Regions from separate parts of the Mus musculus genome. Here regions 1 and 3 are each linked to region 2. A link is a loop called in an ENCODE intact Hi-C map of the cell type or tissue named here. Cell type or tissue: left cerebral cortex. All regions are shown on one strand. Links, peaks and the distances in the headings refer to the core of each region. The heading gives the core; the rest is flanking DNA.

What was found. Hi-C counts contacts between places; a loop is a spot of excess contacts. Peaks named below come from ENCODE experiments on the same cell type or tissue, not always from the same donor. Only the 100,000 strongest peaks of a DNase experiment are listed, where the experiment ranks them.
Region 1: a loop joins it to region 2, with 5 times the contacts of the local background. A loop is called at or near these places in 15 of 42 quality-filtered maps.
Region 3: it touches region 2 in a loop (4-fold over the local background); 15 of 42 quality-filtered maps call a loop at or near these places.

Annotation. Positions count from the first base shown.
Region 1 is chr9:66,580,412-66,585,870 of GRCm38, reverse strand. The region is part of intron 1 of Usp3 (ubiquitin specific peptidase 3); the gene reads left to right. Among named protein-coding and RNA genes, the nearest start is that of Usp3, 10 kb to the left of the region's middle. In left cerebral cortex, for the core only: a CTCF peak has its summit at 2,456 (motif pointing left); a DNase peak (open chromatin) is centred at 3,955; H3K27ac peaks cover 79 bases.
Region 2 is chr9:66,511,780-66,517,238 of GRCm38, reverse strand. It overlaps Fbxl22 (F-box and leucine-rich repeat protein 22), which reads left to right and starts at 2,646. Exons shown (of 2, transcript NM_175206.4): 1 at 2,646-3,020; 2 at 5,221-5,459. The coding sequence starts at 2,686. Usp3 (ubiquitin specific peptidase 3) reads left to right here. Exons shown (of 15, transcript NM_144937.4): 15 at 1-2,600. In left cerebral cortex, for the core only: CTCF peaks have their summits at 2,965 and 3,857; DNase peaks (open chromatin) are centred at 3,014, 3,501, 3,871, 4,695 and 2 more places; H3K4me3 peaks cover 1,022 bases; H3K27ac peaks cover 3,073 bases.
Region 3 is chr9:66,589,468-66,594,926 of GRCm38, reverse strand. Usp3 (ubiquitin specific peptidase 3) reads left to right here and starts at 1,812. Exons shown (of 15, transcript NM_144937.4): 1 at 1,812-2,143. The coding sequence starts at 2,053. In left cerebral cortex, for the core only: no CTCF peak of the experiment used is centred there; DNase peaks (open chromatin) are centred at 1,819, 2,662, 3,006 and 4,722; H3K4me3 peaks cover 2,560 bases; H3K27ac peaks cover 1,985 bases.

The DNA.
Region 1 (5,459 bases), core at 173-5,172, 69 kb before region 2:
TTTTTTTTTTAATTTTATTTTTTGTAGACTGAAATTCACCATGCAGATATAACAACCTTTCAATATAGGTATAGAAAAATGCAGTAAGCTTCTGGTTGTTGAAAAACATGTCCTTCAATTGAGTTCTCATCCCTTTGCTGGTTTCATCTTATTTCTAGTACTAGAGATTTTTGGTGGTAGGGGTTTGTGTTCTGTAGAAGAGGGAGAGAGTTCTGAAGCTATGGAATTTTACTTTTGCCTCTGGTAATTCAGAGGTAATCTGAAATCTGCTTTTAGGTAGCCTGCTTATTATATTTAGTTATATTCTAAGATTTTCCAGGTGTATTTCCTATAAAAGTTAATTATAGTTTTTAGATTGCAGGTCTTAAAACTCTCTCCCTTGTGTGTGTGTGTGTGGGGGGGAGAGTGAGAGTTTAGAGATTGGTAAAACCCATGTGAGCTCGGGAAAGCAGTTTCAGATTTTGAAAACTACTTTCAAAATTACTCTTGGGCTGGGTGCTAGTGTGGTAGTGGCACATGCCTTTCCAGCACTTGGGAAGCTGATTGCTCTGAGTTCCAGGCCAACCTGGTCTATATAGGGAGTTCCAGGACAGCCAGGGATACATAAAGAAATTCTGTATTAAAAAAAGAAAGGGAGGAAAAAGGGAAAGAAAATTAAATTTGAACATTACAAAATAAATTTACATTTGCCTTTAGCTGTGTTAGCTGAATTTGTCACAATAAATTGTAACTAACTTAATTTTACAATTCCCTTTGAGAAGGCAATCGGGTGTTTATTTTTAAGATAAACCAGTGCAAAAGATATCTTTTAAGATATCTTTTAAAAGGTAGTATTTCGAATTGGATTTTATCTGCTTTTGGATTGAATAGCTATATCAGTGATATGTTTTCTATTCTTGAATAGATACTGAATCTTTTTTTTTTTTCCTTTATTGTTGCTGGTTTGAAGATAACCTTCCCTGTAGAAATCTGTTTGCCTTTTTATCTTTGACCTGACTTCAAAACTAGCTTTAGGGACTGTTCTTCTATTCTTTTTCTCATCCTTGAGAAGAGACTGCTATATTTTTGTAGATTTAATAGGACTAGTTGTAAGATAGTACAGCTTCTTTAAGTCTTTGTCCTTGCTGACTAACCCGAGGTTTCCTTTTTGACTTATTTATTGACTTTCAAGATAGTGTCTCAGTCTGTCCTTGATATGTGGCAGTCCTCCTGCATCAGCCTCCCAAGTAGCTATAAGTACAAATGTGAGCCATCACACCTGGCTGGGATGTTAATACTTTCATAAGTTTTTGAAGAGAAAAATAAATTTTTTAGGAAACAAATTTCTATGATGAAATGTTTCTCTATGGTCATAGATATGCTAGAAAAATCTTCTAGTATACTAGGTGTTTATAAAAGAACTATATAGGGATCTGCAGAGATGGCTCAGGTAAGAACATTGGCTATTCTTCCAGAGGATCTTGGTTTGATTCCAGCATCCACATGGCAGCTCTCAACTGTCTCTAACTCTTCCAGGGAATCTGATGCCCTCTTCTGACCTTCCCAGGCACCAGTCATGCATATGATGCACAGATAAACAGGCAGGCAAAAACACCTATACACATGACATAGAGATTTTTAAAAAGTTATTTTATGTGAAGATCATAGAGCAACATTATTATTGATAAAAAGAAAAGAATTTAAAATTTTACTGTCATGTAGTAAAATTTGGATTTAGTTGAAATTTGATTTAATTCAAGTTAAGTCTTCATGTGGGTTATTCTGGCTGCTAACAATAAGTTACATCAGCTTTGTTGTTGTTTTTGTGTGTGTTTTTTGTTTTTTGAACAGGGTTTCTCTATGTGGCCCTTGTTGTCCTAGAACCTGCTCTGTAAATCAGGCTGGCTTCGAACTCAGAAATCTGCCTGCCTCTGCTTCCCTGAGTGCTGGGATTAAAGGCATGCAGTAATACTACCACTGGGCCCTACATCAGCAATTCTAAGGGAATTGTAATATAACTCACAGATCAAGCCTCACCTGTTGTGTGTGCAGTAGCTACTCAAGTTCAGCATTCGTTATGAGAAATTAGTTGTACAGACTTACATTCATTGTCTTGAATTATAGATTTTCAGTATTTTTGTTTGATTGTTTTAGAGCCTCATTAAAAATATCTTTTCAGATCTAAAAATATTTAATGGTATATATTTTGGCAGATTGTCAGATTTGAAGTTGTATATTCTACATTTAAATTTAAAAAAAGTAGAACCTTTGTTTTTTGTTCAGTTATAATGGCTATTTAAAAAAATTAAAGTAGTTAATACTTGTGGAGTTTGCCTGTGACTGTTTAATAGAATTCGGAGGACTGGAGAGATCACTCTGAAGACCCAAGTGTTCTCAGCCCACACCACAGGACTCAACAGCAGCCAAAATCTTCAGCTCTAGGGGATCTGATGCCCCCTTCTGGACTCTGAAAATACCTGAATTCTCAAGAGCACAATCACATGCAAATAATTAAAAATACAAATCTTTACCCTCCACCCCAAAAGAAAAGGAATGTTGTAAATCTCATTTGGGATTATTTAAATAAATACATGCCAAATTTGTATTTTTTTCTATTTTTTTTATTGACAGTCTCATTAGTTTTAAAACAATAAAATTTCCCATCCTAGCTAGCAGTAAATGCTAGTATGGGATTTTTTTTTTTTTTCACTTTGTGCTTTAGTACTAACCTTTATTACAAAATCAAAAGAAACTAGAAAGAAATGTAAAATGTGGGTGTTAAACTAGTTGTTCTCTGAAGAAAGTTTTACACTAAGAGGTCTGTAGATCTCCGGGCGGTGGTGGCACACGCCTTTAATCCCAGCACTTGGGAGGCAGAGGCAGGGGGATTTCTGAGTTCGAGGCCAGCCTGGTCTACAGAGTGAGTTCCAGGACAGCCAGGGCTACACAGAGAAACCCTGTCTTGAAAAACAAAAACAAAAACAAAAGCAAAAACTAAAACAAAACAAACAAAAAGAGGTCTGTAGATCTCAGGGCCTGGATAGATGGGTCAGAGGTTAAGAGTACTTGTTGTTTTTCTAGAAGAACTGTGTTTGATTCCCAAAACCTATGTGTGGCTCACAACCATCTTAACTCCAGTTCCAAGGGATCCAATGCCTTCTGACCTCTACAGATGAACATGTTGCAGAGACATATATGCAGGCAAAAAACACCTACATACAAAACCCAAATATTTTTAAAATGAGGTCTGTAAATATAATTATTTATACTTATAGGAGGAAGTGCTTCCTTAATGTTTACAAATTTTTCTTGACAGTTTGTGTACTTGTTCTTGTTTTGAAAAATTAATGTATAGTGCTCATAATGACTTATTTCTTTTAAAATATCATTACTTTTTAACTGTATATTTTCTTGTTTAGATTGTTGGCAGAGGCATAGAATTTTTGCATCAGATCTTGCTATAAATACATGGAAATATGTATTCATGCTAAATTTTCTTAAGTGATTCATGGCTTTTGATTTCATTCTCTATATAATCAGCTTCTAGGGGAAGTTATTTTTGAAACAATATTAAACTCTTAGTAATTTGTATGTTGCTATTTGTGTCTAGTTTCCCACACAGGAAAGTATCTTATTCTGATTGTGATTTAATGATCTGCTGTGACTTTAATGGTTATTGGTTTCCATTTAGAGACACAGTGCAGGATTTAAGTTGAAGACTGGCAAAGTAGAAACAATTTGAGAGATTTTTGTTTCCCCAAATAGGTCTGAACAAGTCTGAGTTTGTCATAGAAGGAGTAATAACAGGAATGTTTAGCATGTTACAGTTTTGAGAATATGGTCTCATACATTATTTTATTTTATATGATGCTGAAAACCGATTTTAGATGTTCTCTTAAAAATAGAGTAAAATACTTGAGCCATTTGGGCATTGAGCCTTCTGGATCAGTTTGCCTTGATGCGTGGGAGTCACCAGGACCAGATGTCCTCTCTTTTCCATCTCTGTAGGTATCAGGATCTCTTAACACGTAGTTGATAAATTTTGGTCAGCTTTGAAATTACATTTGCTGTAGTAGAGAAAGACAAATTAGTGTAAAAGTAATAGGAGTTGAGTAGGTGGCCTGGTCCCAAATGATGAACTGCTATTTAAATTTTATGTTTTGTAATAGATTTTAGTGCCCCACCTCCATCCTCTCCCCACAGTGATTGGGATCTGACTCAGGCTCTTGTACATAGTAGACAAGCATTCTACCAGAGTCCTGACAACTTTTTAAATTAAAATATGATTTGTGCAAGTTCATGAGTTGATAGGACTGTTTTACCCCTTAAAACTTAATTCATGAGGGCTGGAGAGATGGCTCAGTGGTTAAGAGCACTGACTGCTCTTCCAGAGGTCCTGAGTTCAATTCCCAGCAACCACATGGTGGCTCACAACCATCTGTAATGGGTTCTGATGCCCTCTTCTGGTGTGTCTGAAGACACCTACATTGTACTTATATAAATAAAATAAATTTAAAAACAGCAATTCATGGGGCTGGAGAGATGGCTCAGTGGCTAAGAGCACTGGCTACTCTTCCAGTGGTCCTGACTTCAGTTCCCAGCACCTACATGGTGGCTCACAACCATCTATAAAGGGATCTGATGTCCCTTTCTGGCATGCAGGTATACATGTACCAGAGCATTCCATACATAAAATTTAAAAAAATTCATGTTTTTAGAAAAGTAATGAGTATATACATAGTTGTTGTTTAGTAAAACCAAAAAAGGTCTTTGAATAGAAAAGCATTTTCATAGCCATTTTCCAGATCTGTTTAGTGCAAATGCTCTCATAATTACCTGAGTACTTGTCAGAACACAGTTACAAATTTATCATTTTGAGGCTTTATTCCTTACCCACTTTCTATGCATTTACCCTGCTCTTGCCTATCTTTACTTCCTAACTGCTGCTGTTAGTAACCTGATGCTTTTTTAGTTACCTCTTTTACGTACATCCTTTTTTTTTTTTTTTTTTTTTGCCTTGGTATTCTTTTTTTTTTTTTTAAAGATTATATATAAGTACACTGTAGCTATCTTCAGGCATACCAGAAGAGGGCATCAGGTCTCATTACAGATGGTTGTGAGCCATCATGTGGTTACTGAGATTTGAACTCAGGACCTCTAGAAGATCAGTCAGTGCTCTTAACCACTGAGCCATCTCTCCAGCTCCATTGCCTTGGTATTCTTGAAGACTCAAAATGTTGTATCTTGGCATGCATGCTTTTTTTTTTTTTTAAATTTGTGATAATACTAAAGAGATTTAAAATTCTTTTATTACTGTGTGTGTATGATGTGGGGCGGTACCTGTGTGTGGAGGTCAGAGGACATTTGTGGACTCAGTTTTTTCCTTCCACCTTTATGTAGGTTTCAGAGGTATAACTCAGTTTCCAGGCTTGTGCAGCAAGTGCTTTCACCTTTTGAACCATCTTGGTGACACTCAACAG
Region 2 (5,459 bases), core at 137-5,136:
GATCAGTACCTTAATACACTAACTTGAATCCCTCAGTACAATGACCGTATGACTAGTGTGTCCTTGGTCACACTAGTTATGTCAGGGCTGGGTACAGGACAGTGCAGGGCAAGTACCTTTCCATAGGGTTCTCTTGCACAACACAGGTCTAAATTTTATGCAGAACAACAAAGCTGTGACATGTGTAAGCACTACAACTTAGATTTAGTGCAGGAAGAGGAAGTGTGCTGAGTTCCATGAGGTAGAGGCATGTGCAGCTCTAGTTCTGCTGGTTTGAGCCACAGATCGAGGGTCGAATGATTTGCTCTAATATATCAGAACTGTGATAACATCACAGCTAAGCCTAAATGAGTCTCATCTAACGTTGCACACAGCTCCCACTAATCCAGGCTCCTCTGGCATTTATATCTTTGCCTCTGACTGGGCAACTGTAATGACTTACACAGTACGCACACAGAGCTGGCACTGTCAAGCCAGGTGGAGCAGCAGCAGCAGACTGGGCCGCTCTGTGGGGAGAGTGGTCATTAGGCAACACTTTGGCATACAAGGGAATGAATCATCTCTGGAATTTTTGTAGCAGCTTTATTGCTTGGTTTTACTTAAGCAGCAATGGCTGAGTGACACCATGAAGACTCTTTGAGAAAGTGACTGCACCCATATGCAGTGCCCATCTGAACACCCATGATGAAGTACATGTGCCTATTTGTTTTAAATCTAGCCTTACTGCACCGGTTACAGGCTTCTCTCTGTACTGTCTAGGGCTTTCCCACGTGTGTTCTAACCTGCATGCAACTTTTGCTCAGAGCGTATGCTGAGGCAGGGCCTCATGCATATCCTGTCCTGTCAGCCCATGGCAACAGGAAACTCCAAGTCCTCCCACACAGGTGGGGATAGAAACAGTTTGTGGCAACACAAGTCTCTCCATGGTGGAGAACTCTAAGCTTATCCACTGTATTCTACTCAGTGTGTAGTGGCAGATGATGTAATTAAACCAGTCATATGCGCTGGCCCTGGTTGAGTGTCGTGTGTCACACCTGTGGTACCTGCTCAGATTTATTTCACTTCTTTGGTTTACTTTATATGTTTAACCCATTGTAACCTCTACCGTCCCCTAAACTCTCTCATGGTCCTCCAACTGCTGAAGTCACCTCTTGCCCAGGCTTTGGAAAGGCTCAGGTAGGAACTGTTTCCAGAGCATGGGTCTTCTGACAGCCCCGAGAAGATGCCACAGCACAGGAAAGAGGAGGCACATGTGTGTGTGACTGTCACCACTGGGCAGTAGCCCTCAAGGGAGTGGTGGCCATGCCAAGATCATTGGCCATTAAGACTTAGTAGTCTGTATGATGCCAAGATGTCATTGTGCACGTTACCATTCATTCTGGCTGCAGACGAATCACATCCTAGTCCCGCCTCACCAGCTGGGCTCTTCTGTGGATTGTTTCCAGGCAGAGCAAGCCGGGCAGTGGTGGCGCTCGCCTTTAGTTCCAGCACTCAGGAGGCAGAGGCAGGCGGATTTCTGAGTTCGAGGCCAGCCTGGTCTACAAAGTGAGTTCCAGGACAGCCAGGGATATACAGAGAAACCCTGTCTCAAAAAGCCAAAAAAAAAAAAAAAAAAAAAAAAGAGGAGGAGGAGAGGAAGGAAGAAGAAATGGCAGAGCAACAGCCATCAGGGGCCAGTCTTGTAGCCTACATGGGCAGGAGGAAAGGGGAGTAGTCATTAAGGGGTTCTGTGGAGTTCTTTCAGGGGAAGCTGTAGTAGTCTTAGGTTTCCACCAAGTTGTATGCACTTAGAGCAGCTTCATACTTCCAGATCTGCAGCACAGCTTCCTAAAAAGCAGGGCAGCTGGGGGCTGTGTGCAAGCATTGAAACCCATCAGACTTGCAGTTCACTTCCAGTTATTTACACTTCAATTAAGTGTTCAAAAATAGAAACTGCCCACCCTCACATATTGGGGAATGCTATCTAGGACAGATAATGAAACTCTGCAAATCACCCACGAAAAAGAACACATGCACCAGTCTGTCTGTCTCACACACACGTGCTAGCTTTTAAAATAACATTTCAGATGAATCTTATGACAGTTTAGGGTAAAAATGGAGCCATTTGGGCCTTGCCATTGGGGTTTAAAGATAGCTCATCTTTGCAAGGTAGCCATTAGTGTCCTGAGCTAAAGTACCAAGCATGATCCTCAGATTCCACTCACAGTTTGGGGCATGGTAAAAATGACCTCTTCCTAGCAAGGGTGAGCAGAGGAGCCGCACCGACACACTCTGATACCTAACAGCTAATACTCACTGTCCTGCTAGGAGAAAGGCTGCAAGCCCAGGAAGGGCTGTTGTCGCTAATTACCTCCAATGAAAACACCTTAGTAAAAGCCAAGAGCCCTGTGCTCAACACTTATCAGCTCAGAGGAAAAGAAATCCCTTTTAAGGAAAACTTGTAACTTCAATGGGCTGCTCTTCTGCCAGGACTTTCAGGCCCTCTGAACATAAGCCGAACCACAGATGGCTTCGAGTAAGTCTGGATCCTGACACCCGCCCTCCCCACCCCGAGCTTCAGCACCAGTTGTTGGCCAAAAATAAACACCATTCCTCAACCATATATGTCCACCAGTCCTGATCTGGGGAGGAAGCAGGAGGCAGGTCAGACCCTTTCTGGGCATTCACGTGCGGCCACCACTCACCATGCACATAACCCAGCTCAATCGGGAGTGTCTGCTGTGTCTCTTCTCCTTCCTGGACAAGGACAGCCGGAGGAGCCTCTCCAGGACTTGCTCCCAGCTCCGAGATGTGTTTGAGGACCCCACCCTCTGGCCCCTGCTGCACTTCCATTCTCTCGCAGAGCTCAAGAAAGACAACTTCCGGCTGAGCCCTGCGCTGCGCAGCCTGTCCATCTGTTGGCATTCCAGCCGTGTGCAGGTGTGCAGCATCGAGGACTGGCTCAAGAGCGCCCTCCAGAGGAGCATCTGCAGCCAGCACGAGAGCCTGGTTAATGATTTCCTCCTGCAGGTGTGCAACAGGTAGGCCACCTTGCCCCTGAGCACTGTGGCTTTGTTGGCCCTGGCTCCAGGGAGGGCTGGGAAGCACACATTCCAAGAGCAATATGGCTCAGATTGAGACCAAGGCAGACAACCAGTGCCCAAAGAGTTGGGTTAAATCGGCTCACTCTCAGCTCCTAAAAATGCTGCTGTGGCAAATGAAGTTGAGTTCAGCTGGGTTCAGCGGCTCCTTGGAGCAGCTGTCTTCACTGGCAGCCATTAAGGCCTGGTTGGGTTCAGCTGAGCCTGGATTTTCAAGGTCAGGCTCCCAAAGGCATCAGTTGGCTCAGGCCTCTAATTTGGCCAAAAATAAACACCATTCCTCAAACAAGAATGCAGTTACCGAGGCCTGAGAACTGCTGCTAAGGAAGGAGAGCTAGGGTGCTCAGGTAAGCTGAAGCAAAGCCTATGCAAAGTAGCAGTGAGCGTCTCCTCTGGGGAACACACTTGTCCTGCACAGCACTCAGGGATGGATTTCAACTGTCAGGGCATAAGGGATACTCTGAGACATAGTGTGCTGTGCCAGTGTAGGACTGCCAGATCTTAGCAAGTAAGATACACACCACCCAGTTATATTTGAATTTGAGATAAACCGTAATAGGGGATGCCCTGAAAAATCCCCTATTTGATCTTTTGATGCCACACATCCCTCCCTCCTCCCCCCAATCCCTTGCACAGGCTGAGCCACAAAATGGGTCAGTCACACCTTCCTGTGCAGGGAAGCTATGGCCAACATGGCTGTGCCAGCTGCTGAGGAGAAAGAGCTCCCTGCTAGCTAAGAAGCATGGGTGGTTGCTAGCTGCTGCCATCTAGGGTTAGTACCACTGTGGGCTGGCCTCACCACAGAAAGTAATTACAGGGGCCTGCCTTTCACTTGTTCTCTTCCCAAGTTGGATTTGGGCTTGGCTCTGACAAGACCAGGCAAGGCCATTTTGATGGGTTTCACTAGGCTGCAAGGTTATGGGCAGAGTGTGTGTGTGTTTGTGTGTTACAATCCCACAGTGGTTCATTCTTGCTGGAAGATAACCAGGTTTAATCCCTGAAACCAGCAAGATTCGATTTTTACAGGATCTGCTAAGCACCTGTCCCCAGTGTCAAAGAAAGTGCAAAGGTATTGAGTTTCCAGTTCTGATATTGTATAACTGACCTCAGACCAAATGTTTAAACGCCCACCTCATACCTTTCTCTGCAAAATGAGAAAATCTGTATCACAGGACCAGAGGATGGAGTGACAGTAATTTGAGAAAGGTAAAATGAGCTGGGGGTGTAAGAGAGTCAGCTGTTCTGAATTCTTCTGCCTTAGTTGGGTTTCAGTCTAAACCTTAAGGCCAGATCAGGCAATATGCTGAGGGCTTAAATGCACCTTCATAACCATCACGAGTAACTTGCCAAGTCACTTGAGCCACCGGGAGCCAGTCTCCTCATTCACAAAACTGGTGTAGTAGGTGTAGCGTGCATGATGAGGGAGGCATGGGCTCGGCGTGTGAAATGGTACCAAGTCCAGCACACTTTAAATTTAAACCTTCCCAGGCACAAGGGAGATGAGCTGCCCCAGCTAGGTGCAGGCAAGGCACTAAGCGGAGGGTGGTGTGGAAAGGAACCCGACCCTCCAATCCACATTCAGCTCCTCGACCACAGGGCCCAGGCCCACTGGAGGCTCCGCCCAAGGAGGAAGCCACGTGACCATCCTGGGCTCTAGGAAAGTGGGTTGTGCCAGTAGTGGGCTCTGCTCACCCGAACCTCAGTCCTCACAGGTGCATGGCTACACACTGCCCAACTCTTCTACCATACAGAAGTCAACTTTGGTTCAGTGATAGTCCGGTCACATTACAAACTCCAGGGCCTGGCGCTAGCGGCCCTGGCTTTCAGGCTGCTGACCCAAAAGCCGAAGTAACTGTTGCAGGCAACCGAGCTGACGGTCTGACCCAACACTATGGTTTTCAGTCACTAACCACTACCCCAGGAGACCTCTCCGCCCACAGAGTCCCTGTCACGCATGGATCCCAGCCTCGGGGAGGATCAAAGGCACACAGCTGTCCCTTTCAAAGACCCCTGATAATGGACCCCGTAGATGAAGGGGCCGGGGGCCCTGGCTACAGCCCTAGCCCCTCGGACTCGCTGCAGTCTCCTGTGAAGGAGTTCTGCTGCGCCTCAGCCCCGTGTCACCCCGCTCTCCCCACAGGTGCCCCAACCTGACGTCCGTCACGCTGTCGGGCTGCGGCCACGTCACGGACGACTGCCTGGCGCGCTTGCTGCTCAGCTGCCCGCGCCTGCGTACGCTGCGCCTCGAGAACTGCGCGCGCGTTACCAACCGCACGCTGGCGGCCGTGGCCGCGCACGGGCGCGCGCTGCAGACTCTGCACGTGGACTTCTGCCGCAACGTGAGCGCCGCCGGCCTGCTCCGCCTCCGCGCCGCCTGCC
Region 3 (5,459 bases), core at 173-5,172, 78 kb before region 2:
GAAGTGATGTTATGTGAGGTCTAGGGGATTTGAAAAACGTTTCTCAGAGGTTGAAAAGAACTACATACTAGTAGGAAAGACAGCGTGGGTCAGGCTCCACACTGAATGAGGGGCTGTGGGTTCACTGAATGAGGGTCAGTGCCCAGAGGACTCTGAGAAGGTTGCTTGAGAAAGACTTGTGAAACAAATAGATGGAAGAGACTGAATAGGGTTCAGATACTGTTTATTCTCCTCTCTCGTCCCAAGGAAGCAGTCATCTCCTTTTTTTTTTTTTTAATAAGAAAAACAAACCTTATCTGTTAATTACTACAGGTTAGGAATTCACACAGATAAGTACTGTTTTGCCAGTGGATAGGCGAGGAAAAAGAGTCGAGAGGACTAGCTAAGGTTTGCCATGAAGTACCTGCCAGAGCTGATCTGAACAACTTTCCACAATTTCTCACCATCAAAACCCGTCCAAGCCTTGTTTTGACAGCAATCATATACAACTTGGGGAAGTGGTAGAGTTGCTTGGACTGAGGAATCTGAAATACCACCCTGGGCAGAGATGTCCTAGGTGGGTGGACACTATCAGGCAGAAGGCTACAGGGTGCAGTAGTGGGGTGTACGGAAGTGGCTTAAGGGGTGCTAGAGGCGTGCACTTCAGGGAGGTGCCCAGTGCTAACTAACCACTATCCGGCCCAGCCAGTTAATCATTTCCTGACCTTTCCTTTCCTGCCCCATGGATTGGCACATTGTTCTTCCCTCTCCACTTGCTTGTCAGGGGATGAAGGAAAGAAGCCCCTTTACCAGGTTAAACACCACCAACCAAACAAAGAAAGAAAGCCCAACTTTGGAGGCTAGATTTGTGGGAGCCCCAGATATCCTCAAGGCAGAGAATGTGAGGTGGCAGGCTCTCTACCTCTAGACGCTCCTCCTGTCTTCTTCACTTCTTTCTAGAGAGAGATTTGAAGCGGGGGGGGGGGGGGTGCGGGGGTCCAATCTTCCTAAAGCAAATTATACTCTTGGTTTCACTTTTTGTTAAAAAGGGGACCGTAGCAGCAGCTTGAGAGGGTGTTTTGAGGATTAAATGAGGTGTGGTATGCAAAGTGCCTGGCTGGGAGCCAGGTGGGCTTCTAACAAATGTTACACTGCCTCTTTTTATTACCTAGCACCCGCGACCTTGTACAGCAAACTGGATTATTTCGTTCAACTTCAAGAGGTATAGGTATGAAAATACCCACAATGGGCAGGAGATATCAGTGAGTCATAACGGCATGGCGTGGACCCCGAACACAGGCGTTCCGGTGGGCCCAGCCGTGCAGTATCCCGGTGACACACTCAGGCCAGAGTTCAGAACTCAGAACAGTTCCGGACCCCGCCTGCTACCGGGAGAACACGAAAGTCAGGACTGTTCTGGGCTCTTTGCAGCCGGCTGGGCCATCGAGGGCCACGCCCCAAAAGTCTGTTTCTTCCTGTGTAAAATGGGGCTTCAATGCACGTCGGTGTGAGTGGTTTTCATTTTCCGTACTCTTTGCGGTGTGGTCACATATTCTACCTCGCTGTTGTAGCCAACTCACTGCAGTAGAAGCAGCGGTCCCGACCGCTCTGCCCCGGATGAGTACCCACACTTGTCGGGTTCCCAAGAATCGGCTGCAGCGGCCGGGGGCAGATTTCGGAAAGTCACTTCACATCCCCGTAGGACTTTACACTAGCTGCTAGCACTGGGTGAGCACCAATGCCCCGCCCACTGACTAGTGTGGGGGCGGGGCCCGGGCTGGCCTGGGGGCGTAACCAGCAGGGTGGGCGGGGCCGCCGGAGAAGGCGGAAGCCTACTGTCCCTGGGCGGCGGCAGAACCAGGAGTCCGGATTTTCACGTTCTCCGGAGCGGGGCGCCGGGAGACGGCGGATGGCAAAACCCGGCGCCCGGAAGCCCTTGCTTTCTTTGACGCAAAGGCTCGGGACCCAGAAGCCGCCGTCTGCCCAGTGCCGGGTCAGAAGCGACCCCAGACGGAGCCTCTGAAGTCCCTCCGCCCCAGAGCCTCGGCTGTCCCCGCCGCCGTCCTCGTGGCCATGGAGTGTCCGCACCTCAGCTCCAGCGTCTGCATCGCCCCGGACTCAGCCAAGTTCCCCAACGGCTCCCCGTCGTCCTGGTGCTGCAGCGGTGAGTGCGGCTCTGGGGCTGGCCGGCCGCGCACCCGAGGTCCCGGCTCTGGCCCGGGCCTTGCCGTCGAAGGGCCGCGGGTGCGGGGCAGCGCGCGGCCTCGTTGGGGGGGGGGGGAGGCTGAGGGGAGCAAGCGGGCCCGGCGCGCGGGGCGAGGGGACGCGGCGCGGCGCGGCGGGCGCGGTGGCGGCTCCTTTGTTTCGCGCGGCCCGACGGCCGGGCCGGCTGAGGAGAGGCCCGCGGGGGCCTGAGGCGAGCGCGCAGCGGCGGGATGACGCGGCGGCTCGCACCCCAAGGCTCCGCGAACCTAAGGGCCGGCTCCGCGCGCGGCCGCACGTGTGGCGGGGTCGGGCTCGCGGTCCCCCGTGGGCCGGACAGGCAAAGCGCCGCTCTGCGGGCGCAGCTTTGTCTGGACTGCCGGCGCGCGAGCCCCTTTGGGTTGCGTTTCCTCGGGTTCCCACAGGCTCCTGCCTCCCCCGCAGCCCCTGAGCGGACTGCGCTGGGGGCTGCTCACCTCGGAGTCTCTCTTCAGCCTGTGAGGGTGAAGTTTGAAAACAGGCTGCGGGCTCCGAAAGCTCCGGAGAAGGCAGCCAACAGCTGCTTTGGAGGGGCGGCTCGAGGTTGGGTGTTTTGGGTTTTTTTGTTTTTTTTTGTTTTGCCTTTCGAAGATTGTTCCGAGGCAGTTTTTCGGGTTGGCAGGGATTTCGTTGGGAATTCCCGAGTGCGTGTAAGACACTTCGTAGGTTTATGTTATGCCTTCGAGTTGCTTAAGCGTTAACTCCTTCTGCTTCCTTGGAAGCCCCGGTGCCCTCTCATTGTCTGCCGGGACTTAAGGTCGGACGGGCCACCCGGCTTTGATTACTTCCTGGTAGGGCCCTGGTGCCGACGCTGGTCTTTGTTTATGAGCTTTAAGATTATCACTGGCAGCTTGGGCTGTAGTGTAAAATGTGAATCGTGTGCATCAGAAATCAAGTTCATCTGCAAGGCTGAAAAGACGGTGGGACGATTCAGCAGAGTGGTCTTTCAGCCTGGGTTGGATTGGAGCTAGGAAGGTAGTTTAGGGACTGCTTTAATACTTTTGACGTACTACTTCTTCAAAGGGGATTATATTCTTGAAGCAAAATATACGGGGTAACACAAGGAAAACTGTCCTCCAGGATAAGGAATAGAAATAACTGCAGTTTTCTGGAGCTCCAAGACTTGGTGTCTTGCTTACCTTTGTAAAGTCAGGTGTCTTTCTTCTGTTCTGCATGAAGCCTTTAAAGATTAATAAGTTAATTGGTTTCACAGGACAGTATTGCAGTTCCTTTGGTTTGTGAGACTGGGTTTCTATGATAGCCCAGGGTGACCTAGAATTTATAATTTTCCTCTCTCAGCCCTTGGAGTGCTGGGATTATAGGCATGTGCTACCCCTTCTGGGCCAGTATTGCAGTTCTTTGTGGGAGTGCAGAACTTGTGTGAATGGGTCTTACCTGTAAATACATCTTCAACAGTGAGTCTTGAGCTTGGAACATAACACTACCAACAACAGGCCAGTCCATGTGGTCTGTTAGTTCATTAGCTGTAGCTGTGGGGCTATAGTTGAATTTTCTCAAGAGAGATTTGTCACACACACACACACACACACACACACCCTCTCACTAGGAAAAGCTTACACCTCACAAGGAATGGGGCACTTCTTGTTCATCTGTAGTCAACTACAGGGATTCCGAGATGGGTGTATCAATACAAGCCTAATTTTTTTTCTATGTAAAATTATATCAAACTTAGAAATGGCTTCACTGTGCACATGCATCTAAAAAAATTATGCAAGTGGCAGGTATCCTGTTGTGAGTCAGTCTTGCCTCCATCAGTTAGGGAGTCCACTTTGGGGAAAAGAGACAGCAAATGAAGCCCCTCTTGAGGAATTCAGCACATTAAAATGGAGCATAACTGGGAGACTTGTGCTGAAAACAAGAACAAATTAGTAATGGAAGGGTGATTTCTTTACAACGTGCAGTAAATGGTTGCCTCTGACCCTGTTTTGGAAGGATGGGTCTAATCACTTGCATTTATAGTACTAATAAAGCTAGTTTCACAACTCAGTGGGTGTTTTTTTTTTTTTTTTTCTATCTCAGGCTTATTTCATAATGGCCTCCTATTTTAACCTGTTGGCATCCCTTCATTGGTACAATCAAATATTATTGTATAAAGCTTGATCTTGTTCTTGCCTGTCTGTAGTTTCAGTAATTAAATGATTGGTAAATCTGTGATCCCTTAACCAACTAACTCATCATCTTGGAGTGTTATGTATTCTGGCTTTTATTTTTCTTCAACAATCCTGTATGTATGTAGGTAGGTATGTATGTATGTGTGTATTATTTTTGGTAGGAGATTAAAAGGGTAGCCAGTGTGTTGAAGTAATGCTCTGACTGGTATTGAGTGTCATACACTCTTACTGAGGAGGGAGAAAATCCCTGTTTTGGCACCTAGACAATAAAAGTAATGCCCCTGCCTTATTTTCATTGGGAGTATGCAAATATACCCCAGTGAAACAGCCAGGCAGATTGCAAAAGACCAGCAGCACAGACTCTAGCAGGCACCACCTCTGTGGACCAGCACTCCCGATTCCTTGAGTGTGAGTTTCAATATGTCATCCGGAGAAAGAACAGTGCTTTGGATTTACTCACAGGTCTCTGTTAGGATGAGCAAGATTGTGTGTGAAAGTCTGAGAAACTACTGCTTTCTTGTGTCTAAGTAATTTAATGGTATCACAGACTAGTACATTTTTATAAATAGGACTCTGAAAATTAAATGTCTAAGCCTATTAAATGGAGCTCAAACACATTGACTATATGATGAATTGTTTTACAAGGAGATACAGAACTCAGCAAGATTAGGGGGTAAGAGTAATGATATTTCAGAACTAACTAGAGCTACTTAGCTGTGGAGGGCATTGTGTGTTATGTAATTGTATGCTACAGATTTCATACAACTTCTATTTGTAAAACCTCTTTATAATCTGAACATTTTTCAGAATCCTGGGTATTTGTGTGACTTATATCTATTAATATATTAGAAGTTAAAACTAAATATTTACTGATTTAATTATGAGTAACAATAATAAATCTAATACTTATAAACAGAAATAATTTATGTGAAAAAATTTCAGAATTGGTCTTGAACTCACATTCACCTGCCTCAACTTCCTGAGTTCTGGGATTAAAGGTGTTTGCCACCACCACCACCACCACCACAGTCATGTTTTTTGTAAAGACATCTGGATTGTCACATCTGCTTCTCATTGCAGTCTCTTCAGATATCAAACTTCACATAT